Linked DNA regions of Homo sapiens: region 1 is linked to region 2. Evidence: read pairs that join two places in POLR2A ChIA-PET (ENCODE). Cell type or tissue: B cell. All regions are shown on one strand. Links, peaks and the distances in the headings refer to the core of each region. The heading gives the core; the rest is flanking DNA.

Region 1 (14,876 bases), core at 7,727-10,226, 260 kb after region 2:
TGAAGTGGTGAGTTACGGAAATGCCAGTATGGCATTCGCCTCACCAACAGATCTTCCTTTCTGGTGCTTTCCGTCCACCACAGTCACGTCAAGCTAAAATGTTCTCCCCAGGAGGGCCCCGCTCCCAAGCCCGCTAAAACTGTAGGCACCGGAAAAGCAGAAACTACAGTTTTAATCTACACACAGGCTAGCACAGAGCATGTCCAGTATCTGCAAGCTTCCCATTCAGGTTTTGCTCAGCGTTAATAATGCGGGGCCATGGAGACCAACCATCCAGCTAATGAGCTATATTTTCCGCTTTCCCGTGGCAACTTACAGCACAGACAGGGCCACTCCATCACAGCTGGAATGAATTAGAATCCTCCTGCGCAGCCATGGGAAAGCCTTGAAAGCAGATTCTATTGTCTATTTACCAAACACAATTCATCCCAGCTCCTGTGAAGTCCCCAGACACTGCCCACCAAGCAGACCCTGCTGTCTTCAGAGACGCCCATTCACACCCAGAAGTGGCGCAGAGAGCAGGAGCAAGAATGACACCAGGGACTGCCAAAATAATGGGCACAGAGCCCCCAAAGAGGCCTCCAGCAATGAAGAAAGGGTCGCAAAATAAGTTTTTCTGGACAAAACTAAATTGTAATGGTTTTTTTAAAAGAATTTTTGCTTTGTTTTACTTAAGACAAGGAAATGGACTTTCTGTCATGTCAACTAATTTTTATTTTGAAAAAACCAAAATCTGCAAATGCTCTTGGTGAAAAATGCCCTTAAAGGAAGAAAATCAACTACTGAAGAGTGAGGTGTGGACTTCTGGACCCAGCTTTCCCATCTCGGAATGTACTAAGCTGCCTGCCCACGTCTTTCAAGAAGTCTTTGCTTCTTAATTTTCTTATTAATTGTCTTTGGCTCTGACTCCTCATCATGCCATCAGGACATTTTCTTAAAAGTGTCTTTGAAAATCTGTAGAAGGTATTTACAACTATAATTTTTTTTCTTCAATTTTGTGGCTCTCTTGACTTCCCTGTTTTTTTTTTTCCACTGAACTTTTCTGATTTCTCCATCAGAAAAAGAAAAAAATATATAGCTCTCTCTTCTTTTATCTATTTCAATGAACTCCTTTTTCTAATTCCTTTAGTCCTAACTCTTTAGCTAACACCCATATCTAGTGTCTATTGTTCAGTGATCTGCTCTTATTCTTTACTTTCCAATCTAATTGTAAGAAGGCTCTCCCCACACCCTCGCCTTTTTTTTTTTTTTTTTTTTTTTTTTTGAGACAAAGTCTCACTCTGTCACCCAGGCTGGAGTGCAATGGTGCGATCTCGGCTCATTGCAACCTCCGCCTCCTGGGTTCAAGCGATTTTCGTGCCTCAGCCTCCCAATTAGCTAGGATTACAGGTGCCCGCCACCATGCCCAGCTAATTTTTGCATTTTAGTAGAGATGGGATTTCACCATTTGGCCAGGCTGGTCTCAAACTCCTGACCTCATGTGATCCACCCGTTTCGGCCTCCCAAAATGGTGGGATTACAGACGTGAGCCATGGCGCCCGGCCAGAAGTTTCCTTTTTTAAGTCTGTCTCTCCACAGGAGTTCAGAGGCAGAGAGGACAAAATAATGATTCACTCTCCACTCCCTGCAGGAAGATATTTAGCTGCTGAAACCCAGAACTGTTGTGGTTTGCCATAGAAATTTCCTCCTGGTACAATCCCTTCCCTCTTCCTCTTCTCATTAGGACCCTTTGAGATGACCCTCTCCAGAGCTGCAGGTGCAGTTAAAGACTTTGTGTCAGGGGCATGGACCCTGTTTCGATTCTCATCTAAAAGAGTCAGCTTTAGCCTAGACCCCTGCGCCCCTGGGTAGCCTGGCTTGGAGCCTGGCACATAGCAGTTGCCCTATGACTATCCTGTCCCTGCTGGCCAGGTGAGAACTCAGAATTAGCCAAGCACTGCTACCTTGAGGTACCCAACAGCTGGGCTGTGCTGTGATGACATTTTCCCATGGCATGGAAAATGGGCATGCACATTCCAATGCTGAATGGGTGACATGCCTAATGTATAACCACACAAAGGCTTCTGTGCATGCACGAAATGATGGTTGGCTATTAAGGAAACAAAGGGTAACTTTTGGCTCCCCCAGAAGAGATCATATAGCTAGGGAACAAGGGCGTGAGAAGAATCCAGAAACAACCAAGGCAGATAATAAAGACAGAGAGAGGCCGGGCGCGGTGGCTCACGCCTGTAATCCCAGCACTTTGGGAGGCCGAGGCGGGTGGATCATGAGGTCAGGAGATCGAGACCATCCTGGCTAACAAGGTGAAACCCCGTCTCTACTAAAAATACAAAAAATTAGCCGGGCGCGGTGGCGGGCGCCTGTAGTCCCAGCTACTCGGGAGGCTGAGGCAGGAGAATGGCGTGAACCCGGGAAGCGGAGCTTGCAGTGAGCCGAGATTGCGCCACTGCAGTCCGCAGTCCGGCCTGGGCGACAGAACGAGACTCCGTCTCAAAAAAAAAAATAAAAAAATAAAAAAATAAAGACAGAGAGAGAGTGTATTTTGTTGCTTGTTGTTCAGGAGAAGCCGAGATCCAAACAACAGAAGTGTGAGTAACAAGAAGAGCTTAGTCAGGCACCAAGGAAGCTCGAAGGGAGATGCAGCATTCAGGTAAGCATGGAAGGAAGCCCTGTGCTCCCAGCAGGAGGGAACAGGGAGAAGACCAGAGAGTCGGCACCCCGGTGGGTAGGGAACGGCTCAGGGCCCAGCAGGTGCCCAATGCCCTGGTCTTCTCAGCTGCCCCATATGGGTTTGCACCCCTGACAATCCACACCCTTTTACAGTTCAAGCTTGTGTGTGCCCTCACCCCTTCTAAATAGAGAAGGGGTTGCTAAATAGAGACTGCTTAACAACAAGTAACTTTAGGTAAGCCACTAGTAAGTAATGTTTCTGCCATAAAGAATCCTGCTCTGAGCCGAGCTGCTGTACGTCAACCTCAAGGGTACAGGAGAGAACCAGAGTTATGGCTTTCCATTCACACTGGTCTGTTTCCCTCAGAAACCGTCTTTACTAACTACTGAGTACTCAAAGACATGTTTATAAAATACAGGTAAGCAACATAACAATACAACAAAAGCCGCCATGCACTCGTGGCACAGCTCACGAATGGCCCTTGTGTCTTCATAGCTCTAGGACTGGATATCCTGGAGGCTCTTCAACCACTCTATTTCAATAGTTAATTGCACACATTCTAAACAACCTGAAAACTTCTCCCATGGAGCTCCCAAAGTGTTAAGGCTGACACTGAAGCCCACCTATCACTGCCTGGAGTTAAGAGCTGCCTACGGGTAATGGCAGCAGTGCTCTCACCTGTGCCCCTTACCCATGCCCCTCACCCGTGTTCCTGTGTGGTATACTTGAGCAGCTCGGCCAGCTGCAGCGGGTATTTGCAGATCTTCTGCACTGGTGTGAGCAGGAACCCGTCGATGGCGATGTCAATCATCTGCTGCAGCAGGCGGCAGGCTTCAAAGAAATGTCTGTACTTGCCCTGCTTCATGAGGTTGGCGAGCTCCAGGCAGGCGCCCGGGTGGTTGTTGCAGTACTCGGAATAGATGGCAAAGCCCTCTTGCTGGGAAGGAAAAGTACAGCTTCGTCAGCTTCTGGGGTGCCTCTGGGACATGACAAAGACAGGCATCATCCCAGCCCTCTCTAAGGGACACTCCTAGAAAGGAGGAAGATGGACTACTGCAAGAAGGACAGGGCATGAAATCCGCTGGCACCCAAGCTGCCCTGCCATGGTTTCCGCAAGCGTTATCTGGCCGGCGAGAAGGGGTGCTTCAGCAGGCTCCTGAGGGGGTTGGGGATGAGGCTGCCCTGGAACTCAGCACCCTGGTCTCTTTCTAGCCTGCCTCACGCTCATCCTGGAAGGTGGGGAGCAGGGCCTCTAACGTCCCCCTCCCACAAATTTTTTCAACTCGCTGAAAACCATGTATGCAGTTTTAATCGTTGCTTATTCTTTGTGGTTTACAACTAGTCTTGTCAGGTTTTCCTCAAAAATGCCCATTTCAACATACCTCTCTTCCCAATTCTCTGCCGTCACCCTGGCTGGGCCCGCCAAGACCCCTTCCCTGGTGGCAGCAGTACTCCCCTGTCCTCACTGTGAGACTTACCTTCCTCATGCCACCACCTGGCCTCCAGCCTGTCCTAAGCTGGCTCCTGCAGGAACCTTCTGCACAGGCCACACAAGGAGGCCTGTGACAATGTCCCAGATATGCCCACGTCACACATGGGGCCCAGCCTCCAGCTGACTAACTTAACACAAAAACATTATGCCCAGCCACTTAAAATCTATCTGCCCCAGAGGACTCTAGACAGCTACTGAGCCCAGCACCCAGGAAGTGAAGGTGTGGTGAGGCTGTCATTGTTATTATTATTACTCTTACTGTTCCCTAGCTATTTGGGCTGGGACTAAAATCTTCCTCTGAAATCCTTTAGCGGTTAAGTAGTAATAGTCAATCATAAGTTAAAAAATGATAAATGCATGTTATCACAGGAAGGTTCTGAGGCAGTTACAGTATCACAACCATGCGTCCTGGAGCCGCATGCCCGGGTCTGCCTTCACAGATGCCTCTTACTGGTATGTGGTCTTGGGTTACTTACTCTCTGGGCCTTAGTTTCCTCATCTAGAAAGTGAGAGATAATCATATCTACCTCATAGCAATACACAAGCTAATATAAGAAAACCCTGGAAACAGTGCCTGAAATGTAATAGACACTTCCTGGATATTATTAGGAAGGACTCCATAGTTCTTATGGCATAACCCTTAGAAATTTTTAAAAAGTAATTACTCCAAATGTAACCCCCTAATTCCAGACTACATAAAAGGATTTTGAAAAAATGAATTTGGGACATTTAGACAAGATTAACTATACAGATTTTGTTTATATGATAAGCATATAAGATAGAAGAAACATCTCCTTTCTATGGAAGATTCATCTAGCAAACAAACAATAAAACAAAAGAGACTCCTGTTTTCTGTGGAGATGCACTTCAAAATTATGTAAGCAGATGTTATTAATAATGAAGTAAAGGGTGACGCACATTTTGAAGAAAGCAAGATCCTATTTCACTTAAGTGAGGTTCCTCTTTGTTGTACTGTTTCTCAAGGTCTTTCAGAAACTTTCTTTGGAATTTGTAAATATCTTCAATGTTTCCAAAAATAGTGGCTAGCTGCGCAACGGTGAACATTCCTGTGTGCTTGCGGCACTGTCGGATATAGCCCTGCAAAATACAGAAGTAATACTTTTTATTTGGAAATCCAAATAAATTATTTGAATAGTACAGCTTTTGTAGGCCTAAAGCCATGAACTTGGAATGAATTTTAATTAAAAAGACTCTATGAGTCTCTGATGAGGTCATCGTACTTCCATGACTGCAATTTGCCATAGGTGTTTTAAAATAAAAAGAAAGCAAAAAGGCTCATGCGGTTGGATTTAGGATCCAATAAACCATATAATGTTTCCAGAAACAAGTTTCAAATACCAGAGCTCAAAAATTGGTGTCGTCACGTGTTTTTCCAAACTCTTCAGGTAATCATTCTCCCAACCCTAATTCCATTTCACAGCCCAGGAGACTTGTCAAATGCAGAATGTCACTGCTTGCTGAATAGCCCATGCAGCTCTGTGCACTGTTCATCAGGGCAAGGATTCCTCTTACCCAAGGATTCCACCAGCACCGCCTTTCTATGGACAGCATCAATCTGTGGGTCTTTAATCTGAGGCTTGCACTAATTATCTATGTGCAACACCATGGCTATACTATGGCTTAGGTAGGAGCTAGTGGGATAAGAAGAAAAGGCTGTACATACATGTAACAGCTAACTCAAAAAGAGTTATCATGACATTCAGTAGAATAAACTGACCATGGAGTAAAACACATACCAATGACTACTTGGTATGAATTTTAACAGGAAAACAATATAATGTAATAGTTCAGAAAAGGATAGGTTCTGGGGCAGACTGCCTGGGTTTAAATCCAATCCCACCACTTAACTTCTCTGTGCCTTTGTTTCCCCATCTGCAATGGGGGCTAACAGGACCTGCTCAGGGGGAATGCTGTGGTAGCTGAGTTAATCCAGGTGAGGGGTGACAAACAGTCAATGCTCAATAATCATGGGCACTTCCTCTTATTTCCCTAAATGGCACTGCAGACCTGCTTCTTTCGCCACACACTCATACAGAACGAGATGGCTGGCACAAAGAAGCTAAACACTGGCATGTCCACACAGCTGGCTAATCCGATTAGAGAACGGGCAGTTCTCTGACTTCAACCTGTCTTCAGCACTGAATGGTCAGCGTTGAACTGATAGTGCAGATATCAGCATTTACAGCTAGGAGAGCCGTAATGAGCAGACAGGGCGAACAGCAGTGTAGTGTGATGCTCGTACACAATCCATAGAAGCACAAAATACCACAGGAAGACAAAACCTTTCAGGTGCACCTCTACTAATGACAAGTTCTCTGAAATCAGGATAAAACTATAAAATAAAATTTGTTGCCAAGTAGAATAGCATGACAATAGAATATAGCCTTTCATATGACCAATATAAAACCAGCATTTTTTCCCATCTGTGTCTAAATGACTCAGGATCTCATCTGTCAGTTGGTGATTAGATGCAGCGGGGTTGCAGATAGTGACAAACCTTTGACTCTTTGTAAAATCAAGTGAGGGTGTTGCCTTCTATGAAAGCCATTCTTTTCAAATAATCTCAGGAATTAGGTCCTGATAGAGATAGTTGCAGAGTGCACTTAAGAGAGGGGCCGGGCACACTGGCTCACGCCTCTAATCCCAGCACTTTGAGAAATCAAGGCAGGAAAAGTGCTTCAGTCCATGAGTTCGTGACCAGCCTCGGCAACGCAGTGAGACCCTATCTCTATATAAAATTTAGAAAATTAGCTGGGTGTGGTGATGCATGCCTGTAGCCCTAGCTACTCGGGGGGCTGAGGAGGGAGGACTGCTTAAAGCCCAGGAGTTTGAGGCTGCAGTGAGCTATGACCACGCCACTGTACTCCAGTCTGCATGACAGAGCAAGACCCTATCTCTAAGAAAAGCCTTGTCTCTGAAAAGAGACCCTGACTCTAAAAAACCTCCACCAACAGCTAGGACAGCCGCAGCACTCAGACTTAGCAGTGCAGACAGCAGAGGCGGAGAAATGAGCATACATGTGGGAGCCTGATGGGGGGGCGGGGGGTGGAGGTGGGGAGAAAGCCCAGGCACCTCATGCAGCCTCATACTGTGACCCTCAGTGAGGTCCCAGCCTGGCGTCCCACCTCACAGATGTCCCTGAGGTGTTTGATGTACACCCGCTCGGTGTCCATGATCTCCCGGATGACGTTGGTCCGCATCTGCTGCTTGTTCTCACAGTGTCTGTGGCGGCTCTGGCTGGCCTCCTCGTCCTGCTCCTCACTGGGGGTGCTGCTGGAGTTTTCCGACAGCTCTTCCTGATTCACTCGCAACTGCAACCCACATACAGGGGACAGGTGACTTGGGGCAGGGGAGGGCAGCATGGAGCAGAGGCAGGAGACCTCCCAGGTTCCTACTTTCCTGTGACCTGTTAGGAAGGCAGCCTGGCCCTCGCCTGAGTCTCATGGCCTCAGCAGGGCTGCGGCTATGCCAGCAGGCACGAGGACCACAGAGAAACACCGAGCAACTCGCTTGCCTGCCTTTAACATTTTTGCTCCGACCCAGCCTAATTTCTTACAGGTGTGACTTGCATGTCAGATATCAATTACAAAAGAGCTGACCTGATAAAAGGCGAGTTCTGACCTGAAAGGATCCTGCAGCTCCCCCAGGTACTTTGGAAAAGCTGCAAGCACCCCACACTTACTCTGACGAAGCTCGCGGGGAACCAGGCTTCCTTATCTTCACTGCGGCCCCACCACCAGTCCTTGTTGGAGGCTTCCAGAACCTGGATGACATCCCCGGCTTTGAAGCCCAGTTCCTGGTCATCCATGGTCACATGGTCCCACAGGGCTTCTGCGCAGACCACGTTGCCATCACTGATCAGCTGAAAGGAGACAGTGGGGTGCGCTCAGCATAGAGCACGAGTGGGCGGGATGGTGAGGGAGCCACTAGGTGCACTCTCTCAGGGTGACACTGGTATCCTCTCACTTGGATATGCTGGTGGCATTTGGTCCACACTGACTATGTGACTGGTTACACAAAGAGAACCCAGGAGAACAGACTAAGAAAAAACAAAGTCAGGAGGACATCTCTACCTGCTTTTAAAGAAAGCGCTTAAACTGGGCGTGGTGACTCACACCTGTAATCCCAGCACTTTGGGAGGCCAAGGCGGGTGGATCACCTGAGGTCAAGAATTCAAGACCAGCCCAACCAAGATGGTGAAACCCCATCTCTACTAAAAATACAAAAATTAGCCAGGCGTGGTGGTGGGCTCCTGTAATCCCAGCTACTCGGGAGGCTGAGGCTGGAGAATCACTTGAACTCAGGTGGTGGAGGTTGCAGTGAGCGGAGATCGTGCCATTGCACTCCAGTCTGGGAACAAGAGCAAAACTCTGTCTCAAAAAAAAAAAAAAAAAAGCCAGATGTGGTGGCACATGTCTGTAATCCCAGCTACTTGGGAGGCTGAGGCAGGAGAATTGCTTGAACCTGGAAGGCGGAGGTGCAGTGAGCCGAGATTACATCACTGCACTCCAGCCTGGGCAACAAGAGCAAAATGCAAGAAAAAAGGGAGGGAGGGAGGGAGGAAGGCAGGCAGGCAGGCAGGCCCCTTTTTAAAAAAGTACTAGCTGCTCACTTAGCAGCAGGTCAGTTATCTAGCAAACTTGAATTCTGAAATATTTGCTCCAAAAATGGTTTCTGGCAGCCGTACTAGATGTCACAGAGCCAAGCCTACTAAAGTTATGCACATATGCTATTGGAAGTCCCTCACATCTCCCTCCAGTGTGGATCATTCATACTTTATTCACAATTCGAGTAAGTTTTGCATCTAACTTTACACTTTACAGCAATTGAAGAGAACATAGCATGATCTTGAGATCGTTAACAATTAAAAAGTCAGGAACAGATGTGGCTCCTCCATCCCCTGGCCACGGGAGCAGGTGATTTTGCCCATCTCCTTAGCGCCCAACGATACACATCACTGGCCATCTCAGTAAAGACGCTGACTCACTAAGGAGTTATGCTCCACACGTTCTGCTCAAGAATGCCAAAAGCTGGAGGTATCTTCCAGAATGATTTCCTAAAAAAAAAGCTAAAGCTGCAGGGTGGCCAAAGGAACACCAGATTTGGAGGGAGAAATACATGGGTGCCTCCAGCTCTGCCATTCGCCAGCCAGTAATTAGACATCTTTCCTTAGAGCGTTGATGAAAATGTGGATAATAACCATAATGTCCGCTTCTTAGATCAGTTGTGAGAATTACATGAGATAGTGGAGGGGAGGGTATTCTTTATCAAGTGGAAAGCACTGGCCGAACACTGATGGGGAGCTGCTGTTCCTTACCTAAAAAGACGAGCTGCCTCTACCCAGAAAGCTTAATCCCATATATTTTCCTGGACGAGGTCAGAGAATCACAGTGTTGTTCTTTCTTTATTTTTGAGATGGAGTCTCGCTCTGTCGCCCAGGCTGGAGTGCAGTGGTGTGCTCTCAGCTCACTGCAACCTCCGCCTCCCAGCTTCAAGCAATTCTCCCTGCCTCAGCCTCCCAAGTAGCTGGGTTTACAGGTGCGCACCATCATGCCTACCTAATTTTTTTGTATTTTTAGTAGAGACAGGGTTTCACTATGTTGGCCAGGCGGGTCTTAAACTCTTGACCACTAATGATCCACCTGCCTTGGCCTTCCAAAGTGAATCACAGTGTTGTTTTAATCAGAGTTCCAGGTTTTCGGACATGCTTAGTAAAGAAGAACTAGGGAACAAAGTCAGAAGTGGTTGTGGACCCTGAAAATCAGGTATCCCGTATCCACTACTGTCGTGTGGAATTCCAGTACCTCATTGATGGCCAGCTGCTCCCCGCCGGGCTGCAGGTACCGAGGGCTGGCCTGGCAGAGGTCTTCATAGCTGAAGTCCTCCTCACTACCGTTGTCATCCACTAAGGCAGAGGGCTCAGTACCTCCATCTGAAGAAACTAAAACATACAAAACAAAGGCATGATTTAAAAGACACAGCTAACAAGATTTTTTCATATGATGAAAAAATTTGGTAACATACTCCCAAGGGAAGGTAATCATCTGCATCTTACTCAGAATAAGAAACTATTAGAAAATGTCTACATTACTCCAAAGTTAAGAGCTGCAGTTAAGTGTGACATTAAGTGAGAGGTGGAATGTTAAAGAGTGTATTGCCAACACAATACCATTTGCAGAGTGAAGACCATCAGGATATTATGTGTAATTTAGTTGGAAGTCTGTGCTCCAAACTGGATATTAACAACATAAATATAGATAACAATGCTGCCAAGCAATGTGCTGGAAAGCTGAGGAGGTAAAAAAGATGAAAAAGATGATCCAATATTCTGCTTCCATCCTTTATCTGCAAGGCAACAGTATTACTAAAACCAGTACATCCCAACAGTGTCTTGAGTAGAAAAGTGCCATCATTCTTACTCTCTGTACATATTTGAAAGGCTTGGAACTCAAAATATGAGAATGAGGAATTATATAGTACTTTTACCAGAAAAGAGAGAGAAAGATCTTTTAAGGATGGTGCAGCTTTTTAGATTGGCCACCCTGCTAGTCAGATTTTCTTTCTTGGGAAAATGAGCCACCCTTGGCAAAGCCAACAATCTGTCACTGAGCAGTCTCTTCTTTCAGACTCATGGCCTCAGTCCTCCTGTGCAAGTTCAGGGATGTCTCCATCACTGTTTCTCTACTTGATCTTAGCCAAAAGTCCAAGAAGCAATCTATCAGTATTTTTTCCAACGGAATGACTGTCAGGTGCTGGGGACAGAAAGCTATACAACAGATGACCCTTGTCTTTAAGGGGATGCAATAAAACCCGAATTCTGATGACTGCAGCCAGGAAGTGGAAATATAATAGGGAGAGTCTGAAGCAAGTGGCAGGATTTTAAAGAGGAAGGGATCCTCCCCAGTCAGGGAAAGGCTTCCTGGAAGAGGAGCAGGCGACTCAGAACAGTGCGATGGCCCGATTGCAAATCACAGGTGGCTTGATTCGAAGCACATGCTCCACAGACTCCCTGCACATCTCATGAAAGACAAGACTGCAAAGATCGGGGGCACACAGAAGGGTCTCACAGGCTAGAGTTCATCCTGGGCTGCTGTTCCAGGGTTTGGAGAAAGGAAGCCACAGGACCTAAGTAGAGTCCCCTCATATGACAGAAAGAGAAGAGGTTTTAGGGTCACAGAGTCTCGTCTGAATTCTGGTCCTGCCCTTCTGTGGGCATGGGACCTAAATCAAGTGACTGCATTTCTCTGAGCTTCATGTCCTTCTTTTTGAAGAATCAGGCCACAGAATGCAGGTGAAACTTTTAGCATCCTTGACAAGTAGCTGGAACTCCACAGAGAGTGCTACTGTGGTGATGGTGTCCCGCACGATGAGGGCTGGGCTAATGACAGACTTTGCTACGACGTGGAGGAAGAGCTGTTGGGGCAGAGCCTGGGGCCAGGGAAGCCAGCTGGGGAGAACACAGGTTAGTGGGAGTGGGCAGCAACAAGAGCTGCCCGAGGAAATGGCATCAGGAACTGAGATCCATGTTGGGAGGCCAAGCTCATGCCTGCAGCAACAGAGATACAGTCAAGGATGTTTTGGAAAAATTCCAAGTTCCCTGGAGATTTAACAAAAAGCAGAAGCCTGAGGGAGAAGCTGGTGTGCCAGCAAGGACAGAGGGCTGGCTGAAGGTCGCCCTGGGATGGTGCTCCATGGGCTTGCTTTCCTCAAGGACTTGGCAAATCCACGTTTCTAGTTACTTGACTAGAAAAGGATGGGTCTGGTTTCTGACTGAAGAGTTCTTTCTTGGGGAGATGTTTTATATTCGGATCAATCTAACCTGCATTTTCTATGCACAGTTCATCTTACCTGCACTGGCCATGTGCCAGGTGCTCGGCAGACACACGTCCAGCCCCAGACTCCCACCCCCCACCATCATGCTTAGCCTCCTGCTCCCCTTATGCCTCTCCTCCCTTCCCTCCCCTCATCACTTCAGCCACACTGCTGTCACAAGCAACCAATTCTGTAAATAGAGCCCAGGAGTCTGGCACTAGAACAATGATAAACATGGAAAAAGATCCACAATAATGGGGGTAATCAACACTGCAGAAGTAGTATTTCATGCACCAGCATTTTAGGTCTTCCTTGCCAAGCACAGACAGGGCTGTCATGATGAGGAGGAGTTCAAGCTCATGCACTGGTGATGCACGGAGCTCTTGAAGCAGGACGGAGGGAAAGCAGGAAGGTGTGCACGTGCTGCCAGCGGCGCCTCTCCCAGCCCGGCCCCAGCCCCTCTCTCAGACTGTGCTCAGGCCACCTCCCACCTGGCAGCCCCAGTCCTGTAAGCCTGAGCTCTGGACACAGCACCTGTGAGTGGTGCCCACTGAGCTGGGTCTGCTCATGGGCTCTGGCTTTCCAGTTGCTTCCCCCTCTGCCTGGGGTGCCCCTCTCAGAGAAACCCCGACATCCCAGCCACCATCACCTCCTTTCCAGAACCCTTCTGTGATTCCAGGAGAACCAGCTGCTTACGTCCATGACAGCACACGCCACATTGAGGCATGGCCCATGGGTCCGCACCTGTGCCCCAGCCGTGAAACCACCCAGACAGGTGCGCCGGACACCGCGACAGCCAGGGAACCTTGGAGCAGCTGACAATGGAAGCCAGGGGAGAGCTCTCAGTGTGGACAAAGTCAGGGTTCCAGGCTCTGAGTGCATGGTGCCAGTCACCCTCTACCCACCTCCACTCCCCTGCCTGGGCCCATCCCCAGTTTTGGTCAGGAAAGGTCAGGGCCTGTGTCTGTGAGGAAAAAGTGAAAGTGAGCTGTCTAAGAGACCAAGAGACGGGGTTGGAGGGGGAGGAGTAAATTCCCGGGCCTAAGCACAAAGCCAAGAGGCAGAAGAAAGCGCTCCACAGCCTTGGTCTTGCCTTCTGGGCCCTAGCTTTCTTACCTGCTCATTAAAGGAGAGGGGACGGTTGCCAGGGGCATGGCAGGGCCTGGCGCCTCAGGAGAAGGGAGTGCACCCTGGGAGCACGGGTGGGTGGGCAGCAGGGAGCCAGCTATGCATGTGTGTACCCATGTCTGTCTGGCTGGGGGTGTGGCTGGAGGCCTTGAGAAAGCCAGACATGTGCTGTCTGAGAAACACGGGAGCCTGAACAACGCATGGTGACTGTTTCGTTTTAAATGTAACTTCTGCTTCCTATGCTAGGCCAGGGTGCGTACAGTCGGAGAGCAGGAGGTCACCTAGTCTAGTATGCTTTGCTGGTGTGTGAGTTTGGGGGTGGGTTGGGGGATGTCTTGAGGAAGCACATCATTTTTTTCATGCATGAGTGTGTTTTAGACTCCAAGGGAAACAACACTGAAGACAAAGGCCTTCTCTAACCCTGGAGCGGCTGCCCAGACCACGAGGCCCAAGAACTGTGCTGCTTACTGGCCGAGATATCCTGATGCTCCTGGGTGAGGAGCATATACACAAAGTCTGGGTGTCTAATGCCTAAAGCAGCAGGAATCTTCCAATTTTAGCAACCACTGATCTGGCACTGTCTGGTACCAATAGCATTTTTCCTTATCAATTTAAACCGTGGTTGAGCCAAAAAAAAAAAAAAAGTGCATCTCAGTAAAATAAAGGCATTGGGGCTTCCCACCCACAGCACAGCTCTGAAAAATGACGCTTTCTCCTCGAAGAACTGAACAGTGTTTTCCAAGGGAGAATTCTTTACCATGATCTAGCTATTGCTGTGAAAATCAGTAAAGAAAGAAAAAAAGCTGGTTGTAATCATGTATAAATTCACAATTAACAGGAGTCTATTGAAAAGTTAGACCTTTACAGGAGGTACCAGGAGAAAAACCTCTGGACAGAGACACGGACTGGAAATACTGACTGCTCTCTGAGTTCTTCATAAACACTTAGCAAAACAGCTCTACCCGGGGTCGTGGTACGCACCTGTAGTCCCAGCTACTTGGGAGGCTGAGGTGGGAGGATGGCTTGAGCCTAGGATTTCCAGTCTGCAATGAGCTCTGATTGTACCACCAGACTCCAGCCTGGGCAACAGAGCAAGACTTTGCCTCAAAAGAAAAAAGTAAAGAAAAAAGACAACTCTGGCTGAGGTTAATCACAAGAGAGGTTTCAACAGCAACTGTTTCAACATCATGGATTAGTAGTTAGCGACACTGCGGAAGCAAGATGGCTTGAAGCGCTCATGGGTGGGCTGACTCAGTCCTGGCCAGGAGATGGGGGGCAGAGGCCAGGGGCAAGAGACTTGAAACATGGACGAGGGAAAGTCATGGAGCCTGGAGTGAAAATTCCTGGGTGAATGTCCTTGCTTCACTAACTTCCTAACTAAATGACCTTGGTGCAAGTCACTTCAGCTCTTTGAGCTTCAGTTTTCCCATCTGTAAAGCAGGCATTAGCCTGTATGTTTTATCTATTCAGAGGTTATTCTTCCACCTCTCACATCCCACGACCCACTCACTGGCAGATCTGATTCAAGTTCCTGAAAGTGTCCAGGATCTGGCTACCTCTTACCCCTCTGCCACCACTCAAGCCTGGGTCCCCTCCCACCACTTAAGCCTGGGTTCCCATCCAGCTTCGGGCTCCCTCCAGCAGCCCCTCCTGGTCTCCCTGCTGCCACCCCTGCCCCCGGCAGGCCATAGCTGCCAGAGCGATGCTGCCAAACCATTCCTAGACTGGATTGTGTCACTCCTCTGCTCAGAA
Region 2 (14,876 bases), core at 4,428-6,927:
AAATAGTGACCAGCAATATATTGGCAGAGCCTGAGAATAATTTGTCTTCAGAAGTGTCTGTCCTGAAGGCTGAATTCAATATCCAATTAATGAGTGACATAACCTTTGTTACCTGAATTGGAACCAATTGATCACTTAAAACAAGGTAAGAAAGAGACACTGTGTCTTCTCCATTACCTGTCTCTGGTTCAAAGGCTAATCTGTGCCACTCAAAAATGGCAGTCTTGGTTCTTCAGCATGGAAACCACTTAAGTAGGCCCTATTGCTGCCCTTTACCCTAAAACAGTGTAGGCAGTTCGCTGAAATGTCTGAAATGCTTGACAGCTCAATGTACGAAAGTTAAAGGAACAAGTGTCTATGTCATTATTGGAAATATGCTTTGCAGAAAGATTAAAACCTTAGCAAAGATAAACTTTAATTATGTTCCCTGCGTAGGTCCTGCCTAGTTCAGGTCCACATCAACTAGCAAGCCCTTGAGAATCTTCACAGATGCTCTGATACCCAAGGAGAGAGACTGCTGGAAAAATAGAGTCCTGAAAGCTGTATCTCTGTTTTTCCCAATTGCTATCTCAAGTTCTTCTTTCCTATGGGCTCCTACTTACAGATCCCTCTAGGACTCAATGACAGTCTCCAACATTGAAGTCTTCCATGTATGAAAGCACCCATTCCAAAAAATGGGTTCAAATGATCAAGAGTAGGAGCTATTTCCCTCCTTCCGGTAAACAAACTACGTGTAGTCTCAGTCATCTGTCCCCAGTACAGACACGTTCCCCACCACCCAAGTGAATTAGTACAACCACCTTGGAGAATAGTTTTGAAGTTCCTGAAAAGACTAAGAATAGAATTACCATATGATCTAGCAATCCCACTGCTAGGTATAAACCCCAAGGGAAGGCAATCAGTATATTGAAGAACTATGAGTACATTCATATTTACTGAAGCATTATTCCCAATAGCCAAGATTTGGGAAATAACTGTTCATCCATAGAAGAAAGGGTAAAGAAAAAGTGTTACATAGACACAATGGAGTACTATTCAGGCATAAAAAAATGAGATCTTGACACTTACAACAACATGGATGGAAATGAAGGACATTATGTTAAGTAAAATAAGCCAGCCACAGAAGAACAAAGTTTGCAGGTTCTCACTCATTTGTGGAAGCTACAAATTGAAACAATTGAACAAAGGGAGATAGACAGTAGAACAATACTTAGGAGGGGCTGGGAAAGGTATTGAGATTGGGGGAGGGTGGAAGTGGGGATGGTTAACTGGTACAAAAATATTTAGATAGGATTAATATGATTTAGCGCTGGATGGCCCAACAGGGAAACTATAGTCAACAATAATTTATTGGCCGGGCGTGGTGGCTCAGGCCTGTAATCCCAGCACTTTGGGAGGCCAAGGCGGGCGGATCACGAGGTCAGGAGATAGAGACCATCCTGGCTAATACGGTGAAACCCCGTCTCTACTAAAAAATACAAAAAATTAGCCGGGCATTGTGGCAGGCGCCTGTAGTCCCAGTTAATCGGGAGGCTGAGGCAGGAGAATGGCGTGAACCCGGGAGGCGGAGCTTGCAGTGAGCCGACATGGCGCCACTGCCCTCCAGCCTGGGCGACAGAGTAAGAGTCCATCTCAAAAAATAATAATAATAATAATAATTTATTGTACATGTTAAAATAGCCAAAAAGTATATTTGGAATGTTGTAACACAAAGAACAGTAACTGCTTGAGGGGACAGATATACCCATTTACCCTGATATGATAATTATGCATTGTATACCTGTATCAAAATACCTCATGTACCTATAAATATATTATGTACACTTGCTATGTACCCATAGAAATAAAAAATAGGAAGACAACCCAAAAAAGAACAGCGAAAAAAAACGGCTGAGATAATAATGACACATTTTTACCAAAAAACTATTCTTACTTGGCTTTCAGAAAACTTTAGGCCAAAGAAACATCAAAATTCAAATGAATAAGCATGGCTCATTTTATTCAATATTTTGATTTATATGATATATGTAAATCAGATATTATCAATGATTAATATTAGTCTTTAAGACTTCTATAAGGGAGTGGGTTAAATTACTACTACCAGGTACTATGCTCATGGCAAGAGTGATGCCATCTGTCCTCCAAACTTCACCATCACTCAATGTTCCCATGTATGATATCTGCATATGTGCCCTCTGTATCTCAAATAAAAGTTGAAATTAAGAAAAGAGAAACACTGTTATAAATTTTCAAAAGGATAGTTTCAAGGTTATCTTTTACAACTTTCTACCTTCAGAAATGCTTTTGTTTGAAAGGAGGGAGGAAAAGCTTCAACTTAGATTAAGTCCTAATAGTCCAATTTTAATTCTCTCAACTTGCTCAAATTGGGTAGGTAAACATAAATTTTTTAAGCTTGGAAAGGTTCTGAGAGAGAGTAGAATACACAGTGGGTATTCAGGTCACATTTGGTGAATAAATGGATTAAAAGACTACGTAAATATATTTGAGGAGTTCAATATTTTTACAGAAAACTAGTAAAGATAAGTAACATTTGTGCAATAGAAATGATTTATATTTGCTATTTTTTATTTTCATAAGGACACCACTAAAATAAAATTATTAAATTATAATTGTTTGCATGTATGTAATAAATCTATCCATAATAAAAGACATGTATATGATAAAGAGTATACACAATACAATCTACCAGCACAGATTAAAAGAGTCCCTCTATTTCTGAAGAGGCTAAACCTTGGCAGAAGATACCAATCCACAAAAAAAAATTAATAGAAAGCAAGAACTTATTTTTATCTGTTCAAGTTTCATATTCCTGTTCTTACCTAGGATTATTTCAGTAATAATAAACTTTCACTAAACCTGTTATACATGCTCATTGTGGATATAACAATAAGAAAAAGGAAAATAAATCACCTGTAATACAAATGTCCCAAAATAACAAAATTTTATCACATTTTGTGTATACTTTTGGCTACCACAAGACCATTCTGTTTGTGTGTTTGTATAAACAAATCGATTTTTTCTCACCTCATATACCAAAGTACATCTTCCCATGTCAACATACATCCATGTCTATTGCTACGTTCAGTAGTTACACATAATTTCATCCTATGGATGCACTGAAATTTATTTATAAAATCCTTTATTTGTCCTCTCCTTAATACATTGCTATTGGAAGCAGTGCTGAGAAAAATGAATTGTATGCATCTCTAATTATTTCCTGAAAATATTTTAGTATAACGGAATTCATGAGTAAAGAATACATGCCTTTTTCAGAGTGATGTTCGCCACCAAATTGTTTATTTAAAAAGTTAACAGTAACTTAAACTTTAAGCACTGGTATAAGTACTACTGATTTTCCAGATCACTAGTAGATCTGGAAAAAGTACTTTGACCAATTTTAAATTATAGTTCCTATTTCTTTAAAAAAATTCTCTGTAAAAGGAAAATACATTTTTCATTGCAAATAATATATGTCTATATTTATGTATATAATGTGACTATTTTGCAAGTATGTTGTCTTTTGTTAATTTTTTTCTGATGTAAGGGGAGTTTTAATTTTTGTTTTCTAAATCAACCTGCAGAATGCATTCATAGGAAGGTCTTTGTCAACATAAAAATGTATCTGTATAAATAGGCATTCGTGTTGTATTCTGGCATTTTCTAATTTTGTATAAGTTTTTATGCATATTCTATCAATAACTTATTTTTGTAATGTACAAATCTAGCTAGTTTTCTCCGGTTAACAGACATTTCATTTACAAATAACTCATCTTTTCATACACATATGAAATGTCATCAGGATCAGGTTCTAAAATTTTACATATAGTTCAGTGTTTGTGCATTTTTTATTCTGTTCCACACATTTATCTGTCTTCTCATCTTTTAGCAAATGGAACTTAATATCACACTTTGATATATCAAAGGGCAAGTCTTTGCTCTTTTACAAAAATTTTCTTAATGTCATCATAACAGTAAAAGGTAGCATATGTAACCCAAAAATCTTAAAACCATGATGTTTTTATTTGGTTTATCTAAAATGAAGAGTTCACATCTTGAGAAAAATGAGTCTTCCCACATGCACACATATGTATATTGCGGCACTATTCACAATAGCAAAGACTTGGAACCAACCCAAATGTCCATCAGTGATAGATTGGATTAAGAAAATGTGGCACCATCTATACACCACATGGAATACCATGCAGCCATAAAAAAGGATGAGTTCATGTCCTTTGCAGGGACGTGGATGAAGCTGGAAACCATCATTCTCAGCAAACTATCACGAGATCAGAAAAGCAAACACCGCATGTTCTCACTCATAAGTGGGAGTTGAATAATGAGAACACGTGGACACAGGGAGGGGAACATCACACACCAGGGCCTGTCGGGGGCGGTGGGGGGCTAGGGGAGGAGAAATAGCTAATGTAGGTGATGGGTTGAGGAGCGCAGCAAACCACCATGGCACGTGTTATAGCTATGTAACAAAACTGCACGTCCTGCACATGTAACCCAGAACTTCAGGTATAATAAAAAAAAAAGAAAGAAAGAAGGAATGAAGGAAGGAAGGAAGGAAGGAAAGAAAAGAAAAAGAGAGAAAGAAAGAAAGAAAGGAAGGAAGAAAGAAAGAAGAAAGAAAGAAAGAAAGAAAGAAAGAAAGAAAGAAAGAAAGAAAGAAAGAAGGAAAGATTAGTCTTCCTATTCAAGAACAGGGAACCATGCTCTCACTTCAAAGGATCCTTCTGAGGTCATTCATGAAATAACTTATTACTCAGGTGTAGGTGGATACAAAAGGGATATTAGATTTTTATCCAAAGAATTTTTAGCCCAGAAGTTAATATAATATAGAAATTATTTTTCTCATGATGCTTGTTTCCACAGCATATATAACATTGTTTAAAATGTGTACAATAAAAAAAAAGCTAGGTATGTTTAATTTTTTTTAGTTAAAGCACTAAAACTTTCAGTAAAGTAACGGGAATTATGAGAGGATCGGACCAGCTAAAGTTTTGTTTTCATCGCGCTGCTCATAATGATGACCTTGAGGTTGCCACACCGGGTGCTGCGGGCTGCAGAGGGAACAAAGCCCAGCGCCCTCGGGGACAGGGGTGAGCCGAGAGCAGGAAAGGGGGCCTCTCCCCGACCCGCCCTCCTCCCTCCCCTGCCGGGCTCCAGTTCCTATTACCTGTTCTTCTCGTCTCTGTCATCCACGCCACTCTTCGGCAGAGAAAGGATCCGCCGCATCGTCTCTGTCCGGTGTCGGCCGGCAGCTCTGCGGAGCCTGTCGAACCCCTTGTCCGGGTCGTGGCGCCTGGGCTGGGAGGAGGCGTGGTCCGCACTCTCACTCCCGGCGCCCGCGCCCACCTTCCCGGGGCTGCTGACCGAGCCCCAGGGCAGCCCGCCCTTCCCCCTCCTGAAGCCCGACGTCTTCTTCATGGCTCCGTCTACCGGCTTCGGAGACCCGCTGGACTTTTCGCCGCCTCCGGAACCCTATATGAGGAAGCAAATCGCGTCCGCCACAGCCTCCAACTAGGAAACTCCGCGACTCTCAGCCCCTCAGAAGAGAAACGGAGACGCGCCAAGCAAAGCCGTTACACGGACTGTGCACGCGCCTCCGGTGTCCCTGCGCGTGACACAAATTTGGCCCCGAGGGAGCTCCATGTGCCTGAGTCCCAGGAGCCCTAGATGCCAGCGACAGCTTGTCACCAGGCCTGCGACGCCAATGGGCGGGAGTCGGCGGAGCTCAGGACACTGACGACGGGCCTGGGGGAAAGCGGTCCCCACACAGCCCGGGGCCAGAGGAGCGGGCTGCCAGGGTCAGACGGAGGAAGACCGCGGGAAACAGACTGGACGTGCAGGGAAAGGTCCAGTCCCACCCGCGGGTGCAGGGAACAGCCTGTGGGGAGGGGACCCAGGGCCGCGTGGGAAGAGTCAGGGAGCTTAGGTGGACCGCCCGGCAGGAAGAGAGGGGAAGGCTGAGCAGTGAAGGGGTCCCCAAGTCAGCCAAGGCAGAGTTCCCAGGTACGAATTCAGAGCCTGACGGTACTGGGCGGGGAGGTAGCCCCCACCTTCCTGAAGCCCCTTCCTTACCTCTGGGAGCGTGAGGCTGGAGACGCCTGGGTAGGTCTGAGGGTGAGCCCTGGGTGTGGGGTAGCTCCACCCTGCAAGTGCCTAGAGGCCCCACACCTCCAGCCTCCCTCTGAATTCAGGGTTCTCTGTCCTGAGGCTGCCCAGGGGAGCCTGGCTGGGGCGAGATGGGCCGGACATGGGCCTGGGCGAGTCTCGCCACAGAGGGGCGCCGCTGAGCAGCCAGGCCTCCTGAGGAGTGGACACTCTCCCGGCAGGCCCTGGGATCCGCCACCCACAAGCACACTTGGAGGCAGCATCCTTGCAGGACTCGCGCCGGAGCCTGAGCCCTCCAGCCAGCCCAGCGCGCCACCGCCCTTCTGTCCCCAGCCACCCACGAGAGAATCTGGGTCGCCAGGGCCTTGTCCTTCACCAAGGCAAAGCCGGCTCAGCCTCAGAGCCACAGGCGAGAGCGCCTGTCTGCATGAGTGAGCATATGGGTGTCTTTGAGTCTGTGGGTGTCACAGAGGAGATCAGGAGCTGCCTGCTCACAGGCACTTTGGGACCCTGAAAGAAAAGGCTGTGCCGAGAGAGTTCTTCCAGTCAGGAGGTTTCGGAATGGGGGAGAAGGGAGTGCCTGGAATCCCGACCTCAGAACTGAGCCTCCCAAGTGGGCAACGGTGGCTCCCCCACGCGCTCAAGGGCCAGGCAGGTGCATCCACCCCGCCTTGCATGGCCCAGGTGTGAGCCGGTGGGCAGAGGTGTGGCCCTGGGTCCAGCTGAGAAGGCTCCCGCATTGACTGGTTGGGGTTGGGGAGTTCTGCCTTCCTGCTTGGCCCAGTGCTGGGACGGGTAAGGGGTGGGGGTAGGGGTCCTATAGCTGGGTCCTAACCCCGCAGGCCACCCAGACCCTGCCCATGTGGGCACTCAGGGGTCAGGTGTTCTTAGAGGGAACTAAGCTGGGCAGGGTCAGCGTCCCATTCTGCAGAGGAGGAAGCTGAGGCCCACGAGGTAAACAGTGGGCTGGGAGTGGGCCTGGTAGACCCCAACCCCAGGCCATGGAGACCACCTACTCAGGGAGCACCACAAATGCCCCTTAACGACTGGATCCTCCAGTTTTCATGCAGTGGGATCTACACTGAACCTGGGGTCTCACTGGGGGAGAGCAGGAGGTGGCTTGAGGCTGGGCATGGGTGGCCACGGGGGTATGGACTGGCTGACCCCTGTGCATTGACCGCACTCTCCGTCCCCAAGGTGTCATGAGGACTGGACATGGGTCTATCAGGACCATCGGCATGATGTCAGCCAAGGATCTCGTGGCCTGCCTCTGCCAAGGGGGGACCAGCACCTTGTCCTGAGCACTTCCAGCCTCCCATTGCCTTCAACCTGGCTGCATTCAGCTGCCATGCCCCTACCTCCTGATGTGGCCAGCACCCTCCAGGACTTCATCTAGGTGCACCCAAAGGCCGAGGACGTTGCTGGCCAGCAGGAAATTCCTGGTGCATCCAGGAAGACTTCCAAGAGGTGGTGGAACAGGGGGCGCCACACCCAGACAGCTGTGTGTAACTGTGCAGCTTCGGGCTGCTGCAGGTGCTGGCCGGACTGTGTTCTGGGCACACTGGACTGTGTCACTGCATGGAGGCTGTTGCCGGAGGAGGAAGTGCAGGCCCCAAGGCCTATGTGCCTGGAAACCAGCTGGGGCTGCTGCAGGAGGAGGGCTGCAGGATGCTCCAGCTCAGACCTGACTCAGGGTTTTAGAGGGCACAGGGCATAAAGCTGTGGACATAGACAGCCCTACTGCGCAGGAAGAGCATAAACCAGCCAGAGGGCATGCATGGGGGCTGCTGTTGCATTCTGGTCTCCTTTGAGGTAGGGAAAGATGTGTTTCTTTCTATTTTATGGGTGAGCAAACTGAGGCAGAGTGGTGGAGTGATTTCCCCCAGCATCGATGGCAGATTTAGCTCCAGGGCTTAGATTTTAGGATCCTCCCTCTCAAATACCATGATGTATCATGGGCTTTTTCTCCACAGAAAATTAGAAACTCAGAAATGGAAAGGAACAATGAAACTTACCCATTCTCCCACTGCTCACATTTCCTTCTGGTCTTTTTGTGTGTGCATATAAAATATATCTCAGAAAATTGAGTTTGTGCTGTGGATGCCATTTATATCCTTTTATACTCAACAGATCATGAAAATCCCTTTTGTTGCTAATTATATTTCCTGGCAGCTCCATGGCCCGTCCTGTGCACATGCTGTTATTCCTTTGGAGAGTCCTAGATTTTTGCTCTTGGTTGTAACACATCATGAGTGACATCCTGTCTCCACGATGTTTTCTCCTTAAGATGGAGACAGATATAGAGCTCCTGGATCAGGGAGCACTGCCACCTGTAGGATCCTTGACTTTAGGAGCTGTCCCCCTAACCATCTGGTCACCTCTCATCCTCCACCCAGCCCTGATGCTCACTTTGCAAATTCTTTGCCAACCTAATGGGTGCAAATTCTTTTGCCAACCTCAGCTGTTTCGATGAGTAAGTCCTCTGACTGCTGGAAGATGACAGGAAGGAGTTTTAGCAATGTTAAAACCACTGAGACTGGGGATGTCTTGGGGTCATCATTGATGTCAGCCCCCACCCCACCAAACACACACACACACACACACACACACACACACACACACACACACTCTCACATTCTTCCTCTGCCTCCCAGGTGCTTAATTTGTATGGCTTTGGTTTGCTGGTGAGGAAGAACTTTCTTCTTTCTTTTATGTGATTTGAGGCCATTATATTTGTATCTGGAAATTGTTAAAATTGAGGCTCTGTCTCCTTTTCCCAGTGAGAATTCATGAGCATTCCCAACATTCCCACGTGGACACAGACACATGCCACTTGTAGCCCCTGTGTTACCTTGTTCTGCCTACAGACACACCCATGGGTCCAGAGACCAGCAAGGCCATATTGCTAATCCAAATTTTTGTGGAAAAGGAAACTGATGCAGGATCTGCTCAGGGTCAGCCCTGCTGCTGACCATCTATGTAACCTCAAATCTGTCATCTGTAAAGTGCCTCCCCCACAGGGCGACGGAGAGATTGAGGGGAAGGTAGGGTCGATGGCTGCACACCGGGAAGTGCAGCTGTGGGTTCTGGGGATGGCATGGCGTGGGGGTCCCTCCAAAGGGACACAGGTCTCTGCAGTCCTGTGGGAAGGAAGCTACCCAGGCCAGGTGCATAGAGACAGGATTTACCTGTGGCCCAATCAGCTGGGTAGGTGAGGCGGTGTGGGGAAGGGGCCAGCCCATCCTGAGGCACTCTCCCCACAGGGAAGCCCCACGGCGTGCACCAGCTGGCCACACTGCCAATGAGTTGGATGTGGAGGACGTATCGCACCTTCTGGTGGCCAACACCCTGGTGGCCACCTGGATGAGGCCCACAAGTCCCTGCTGGTAGCCCTCTCCTGAGGACTCAGATGGCCCCGTGCTGGCCCTGCTGGCCTTGCTGCGGCTGGGGAGAGGCTGCTTCTATGATGCCAACCCAGGTGGGCTGCAGAGGGCAGGTAGCAGCGGGACTCTTCTCTGAGGAGGGCACAGGCCTTCCGTGGCCCTTGCTCTCCACCCCACAACCTGGGCTTTGGAGCAAGCAAACCTTGTTCAGCCCTAGTTCTGCCACCTGCCACAGGATCTCACCTCTTTGACCTTCAGTCTCCTCATCTGTGTCCTGGTCTTTCGGGTTGTCATGGAAATTAGCTGGAGCAGGTACCCCAGGGCCCAGCAGGTTTCCTGCATACGGTAGGTGCTTTGTATTTGTTTTTGCTGTGGTTCCAATGATATCGGTGAAAGTTTTTGTTTGTGTGTTTTTGTCCCTATGCCCTTCCATACTACACTGCTTTTCAGGTGAAAGAGGCTATATGTATTTTACATGTTGTACATTACAAGAAAACTCAGAAGAATTCTTTTTACAAAAGGCACAATTCAATTGTATGAAAAGAGTCTAACACTCTCTCAGTAATTGTTTGAGCAAAGACATTTTGAAAAAAAGATCAACAAAGGTATGTAAAATATAAGTAGCAAAAAATAAAAACTTGATGCCCTTTTAGTTTATGTAATATTTCAACCTTCCTATTTTAAAGTCTAATATTTTATATATGTCCAGTAGACCATGCATTAAATCTAGAATAAATGATGAAATCCTAAGCTGCATGTGTCATAGGATTGTCATCACACAGACCACATTATTTAACCTTAATCTAATTGTCACAAAAATAGCCTTCATTTGGACATAAAATCACACAGAAAAAATAAACTTCTAAAAACCGATGATGAAAGAAGACATTAAAATGAATATTCTAAAATATTTAAAGGTTATACTTGGTAAAACTATAAATTTGTGGATACAACAAATGCAGTGCATTAGTTTCCTATCGGTGCTGTAATAAAGGACCATAACCAGTGACTTAAACAACACAAATATAGTATCTTAGAGTTTTGGAGATCAGAATTCTGAAATTGGCTTTAATAAAATAAAATCAAGGTATCTACAGAGTGGCATTCTTTGTAGATGTTCTAAAAGATCATTCTTTTCCTTGACTGCTCCAGTTTCTAGAGGCCACCGGCATTCCTTGGCTTGTGTCCTCTCCTTCATCTTCAAAGCCAGCAATATTGCATCTTCAAATCTCTCTGAATCTCTGCTTCTGTCTTCCACTTTTAGCCCATTGTGATTACATTGCATCAGTATCTATTACTATATGGACATATTTTGGATGCTGTTATTCTGCCTACCACAAGCAGTATTTAAGGAAATATTAGACTTATAAATGATATATTAGAAGGTAAGAAAGACTGTAAATTAGTGAATTGAGTTTCTAATCTGAGAAATATTAGAAAAAGTCTTCAGAATAAATCCAAACACATTAGTAGATATGAATTTCTAGTAAAAAATCATGGATAAAAAAATTGTAACAGAAATCCAGCAAAGTTCAATAAAGATCAACATTTCTTTAAGTACACTAATAAAAATGGTTAATCATCTGTCAAGATTTATCAGGAAAATAGACAATATTAGAAATAAAAGGATGAACATATTAAATTGCTGGAGCTTATGCCAGTAAGCAACTTTGTAACACTTTATTTGAAATTTTAAACTATCTGCATATATCCTCAAAAATACAGCTTACTAAACTTGATTAAATATTAATTATAAAATGTTAATGCTCCTGTAGCTGGTAAATAAACACAATCCATAGCATCTGCTTTGAGTATGATTGGTGAGGAGACAGCAAGGAGCAGGTGCCACAGGAAGGTGTGACTGGCCAGGTGGGTAGGTGTCCCTGAGGAGTCCCATCTGAGCTGGGTCCTGGGTGTGCAAAGTGAGCAGGGAGGAACATTCCAGACAGAAGAGCCTGAAGGTCTGGAGCAGACAGCGTGAGCGCACTGCAGATTTGATGCCCTCATCTGTAGAAAAATGAGTTCTGGGCCTGCCTGGGCATCTGGACCTCAGTTCCAGTAGGAGAATCTGTGTATGTCACTCAAGTTCTCTGAGCTCTGGTGGTTCATGGCTGCTTCCTCTTGTTTTGGGAGTGACTGCCAGGTCCAGGAGGTGCACCTCAATAAGTTCTTGGACAAACTGAGTAGCAAATCCATGAGGAAATGTGGATTCTCTTGGAGTTCTGGAGGTCAGAATTCTGAAATTGACTTTAATAAAATAACATCAAAGTATATACAGAGTTGCATTCTTTCTAGAGGTTCTAAAATATAAGCAAAGTTTTACCTGCAAATAGTGATATAGTGAAGTTTTCCCTGGAAAAGGTCAAAGATTTTCTGAAGAACATAAAATCCAGGTAGGCTGACCAGACCCCAAAAGGCAGAAGGAGCTGGCCTGAAATTCATATCCAGGGTCACAGGCAGCCTGCTTAGGAGCCCAGGGGCTTGCCCCTCAAGCTTAAAAGGAATATTTTGTCTCTAACTTTGGAAAGTGTTATGGCTCTTTGTAGCTCTGTTCTCAGACAACACAGAAAATTCTTCAGGAGGTTTTAAGGCAATTTAGTTTAAAGGTCAGAGCATGGACCTCCCCTTAAACAATTTAAATATATGTGCTTTTTGTTTTTTTTTTAAAAAAGGCAAAGTCATCATATAGAAACGTTCCCTTTATTCCTGCAGAAATTTGGTTATGAGCACACACGCATGCGTGCGCCGCACACACACACACACACACACACACACACACACACACACAATCCTTTAACTTACATTTTTTGGTCCAGGGTTTTATTAACAAGGTAAAATATTACAAGGTGAAATATATACACATACACCCATATACATATATATATACACACACACATACATATATGATGTTGTTTATATACATATCGGATCATACTATGCAACTTATTCTGTAACTGCAGACATATTTCAATTTTAAATAATCATGAATAATTCATTCATATGGAGGCTTTATAATGATCTATCCCCAACTGATTACCTTTTTTTATTGGTTCCAATTTCTAAGTATTACAAACAGTTTTCTGTGAACTTTCTTGTATCTTTGGGCTTTTGTAAAACTAGTTCTCTAAGAACCAATCACAGAATGGAATTTCACTACTAAATGACTGTAGTACTTAGAGTCTTAGATCAGAGGTCCCTGTTCAGAATGCTAATAAATGCTCCTTACGCCAGCTTCCTAAATTGAGTGATCAGTCCATGCAGGATAGTTTTCGAAATTAAGAAACTGTGAGTATAAAACATGTTTCTTTCCATTCTTAGGCTCAGGAGTTTATTAACAAGGTGAAACATTATAAGAAAGAATTTTGGAAGACACTATACAGTCAAATATTATAGAGTCCAGTCCCAGTTGTAATTATCATAAGAACAGAACGTGTGCACTTGATCAGCTTCTGATAGGCATTCCGGGTCAAGGGTAGATCTGTAACTTTACACATAGACTAACGGAAGAGAATGGAGAGTCCAGAAATTAATTTAAGCATCTATGGGTAATTGACTTTTCACAGCATTGCCAGGAAAATTCAATGGAGAAAAAACGCTCTTTTTAACAAATGGTGCTGGGATAATGATAGCCACATGCAAAGGAGTGAGGTGATGTTCTTACATGGCAGTATATACAACAATTAACTCAAAATGAATTAAAAACCTTAACATAAATGTTAAAACTCTTAAAAGAAAACATAGAAATAAATCTCCATGACCTTTGATTTGACAATGGAGTCCTAGATATAGCACTGAAAGCATGAGAAACAAGAGGAAAAATACATAAATTGGACTTCATCAAAATTAAAAACTAGAATCCATAAAAGAACATTATCAAGATAGTGAAAAGACAAGTTTGTAGTTTAGATTTATTTTAATCTATTTATCTATCTATCTATCTATCTATCATGCTTTGAATTGCTGCCCTGGCCCAGTTTTATTTGCTCTTTATTTTTCAACTTTTATTTTAGATTCAGAGGGTACATGTGCAAGTTTTTACTTGGGTAAATGACATGATGCTAAGGTTTGTGGTATGAATACACCCACCACCCAAATACCAACCATACTACCCAACAGTTAGAATTTCAACCCTCACCACCACCCTCCCTTTCCCCACTAGTAGCCCACAATGTCTTTTGTTTCCATCTTTGTGACCATGAATACCTGATGTTTAGCTCCCACGTACAAGTGAGAATATGCGGTATTTGGTTTTCTGTTCCTGTGTTAATTTGCTTAGGATAATGGCCTCCAGCTGCATCCATGTTGCTGCAAAGAACATAATTTTGTTCTTTTTATGGCTGTGTAGTATTCCATGAAGTATACGTACCACATTTTCTTTATCCAATTCGCTGTTGATGGGCACCTAGGTTGATTCCATGTCATTGCTATTGTGAGTAGTATTGTGATGAACATGTGAGTGCATGTATGACTTTTTGGTAGAATAATTGGTTTTCTTTTGGATATATACTTAGTAATGGGGTTGCCAGATTGACTGGTAGTTCTCAGTTCTTTGAGAAATCTGCAAACTGATATCCACAGTAGTTGAGTAGTTAAACTAATTTACATTCCCACCAACAGCGTATAAGTTGTTCCTTTTTCTCCACAACCTCACCAACATCTGTTATGTTTTTACTTTTTTGTAATAGTGATTCTGACTGGTGTGAGATTGTATCTCATTGTGCTTCTAATTTACATTTCTCTGATGATCAGTGACGATGAGCATTTTTTCATATGTTTCTATGCCACTTGTATGTATTATTTTCAGAAGTATCTGTTCATGTATTCTGACTATTTTTGAATGAGGTTATTTGTTTTTTGCTTGTTCAGTTACTTAAATTCTTTACAGATTCTGGATATGTGACCTTTGTTGGATGCATAGTTTGTGAATATTTTTCCCATTCTGTACATTTACTCTGCTGAAAGTTTCTATTGCTATGCAGAAGCTCTTTAGTTTAATTAGATCTACTTATCAATTTTTATTTTTATTGCAATTCCTTTTGAGGACTTAACCTTAGCTTTCCCAAGGCTGATGTCCAGAATAGTGTTTCCTAAGTTTTCTTCTAGCATTCTGTTAGTTTGAGGTCTCACATTTAAACCTTTAATTCATCTTCAGTTAATTGTTGTACAAATGGTAAAAGGTAGGGTCCAGTTTCTTTCTTCTGTGTATGGCTAGCCAGCTATCCCAGCACCATTTATTGAATAGGATGTCCTTCCCCTATTGCTTGTTTTTGTCCACTTTGTTGAAGATTAGATGATCGAAAGTGTGGGGCTTTATTCCTGGGTTCTCTGTTCTGTTCCATTGGTCTATGTGTC

Evidence for each region. ChIA-PET counts read pairs that join two places held together with the same protein. Peaks named below come from ENCODE experiments on the same cell type or tissue, not always from the same donor. Only the 100,000 strongest peaks of a DNase experiment are listed, where the experiment ranks them.
Region 1: POLR2A ChIA-PET joins it to region 2 with 5 read pairs; 2 of 35 experiments call an interaction of 5 or more read pairs at or near these places.

Annotation. Positions count from the first base shown.
Region 1 is chr13:24,279,384-24,294,259 of GRCh38, reverse strand. SPATA13 (spermatogenesis associated 13) reads right to left here. Exons shown (of 13, transcript NM_001166271.3): 5 at 9,989-10,125; 6 at 7,867-8,046; 7 at 7,310-7,495; 8 at 5,082-5,261; 9 at 3,376-3,608. Among named protein-coding and RNA genes, the nearest start is that of C1QTNF9, 23 kb to the left of the region's middle. RefSeq lists an enhancer at 12,368-12,867 and a silencer at 13,201-13,280. In B cell, for the core only: no CTCF peak of the experiment used is centred there; no DNase peak of the experiment used is centred there.
Region 2 is chr13:24,532,490-24,547,365 of GRCh38, reverse strand. It overlaps LOC101927375 (ankyrin repeat domain-containing protein 26-like), which reads right to left and starts at 6,366. Exons shown (of 11, transcript XM_011535334.3): 1 at 6,109-6,366; 2 at 5,204-5,508. The coding sequence starts at 5,454. It overlaps LOC105370295 (a long non-coding RNA gene), which reads left to right and starts at 5,646. Exons shown (of 2, transcript NR_158455.1): 1 at 5,646-6,039; 2 at 7,339-8,228. RefSeq lists an enhancer at 5,509-5,568 and a silencer at 6,201-6,495. In B cell, for the core only: no CTCF peak of the experiment used is centred there; DNase peaks (open chromatin) are centred at 5,615 and 5,725; H3K4me3 peaks cover 1,069 bases; H3K27me3 peaks cover 1,971 bases.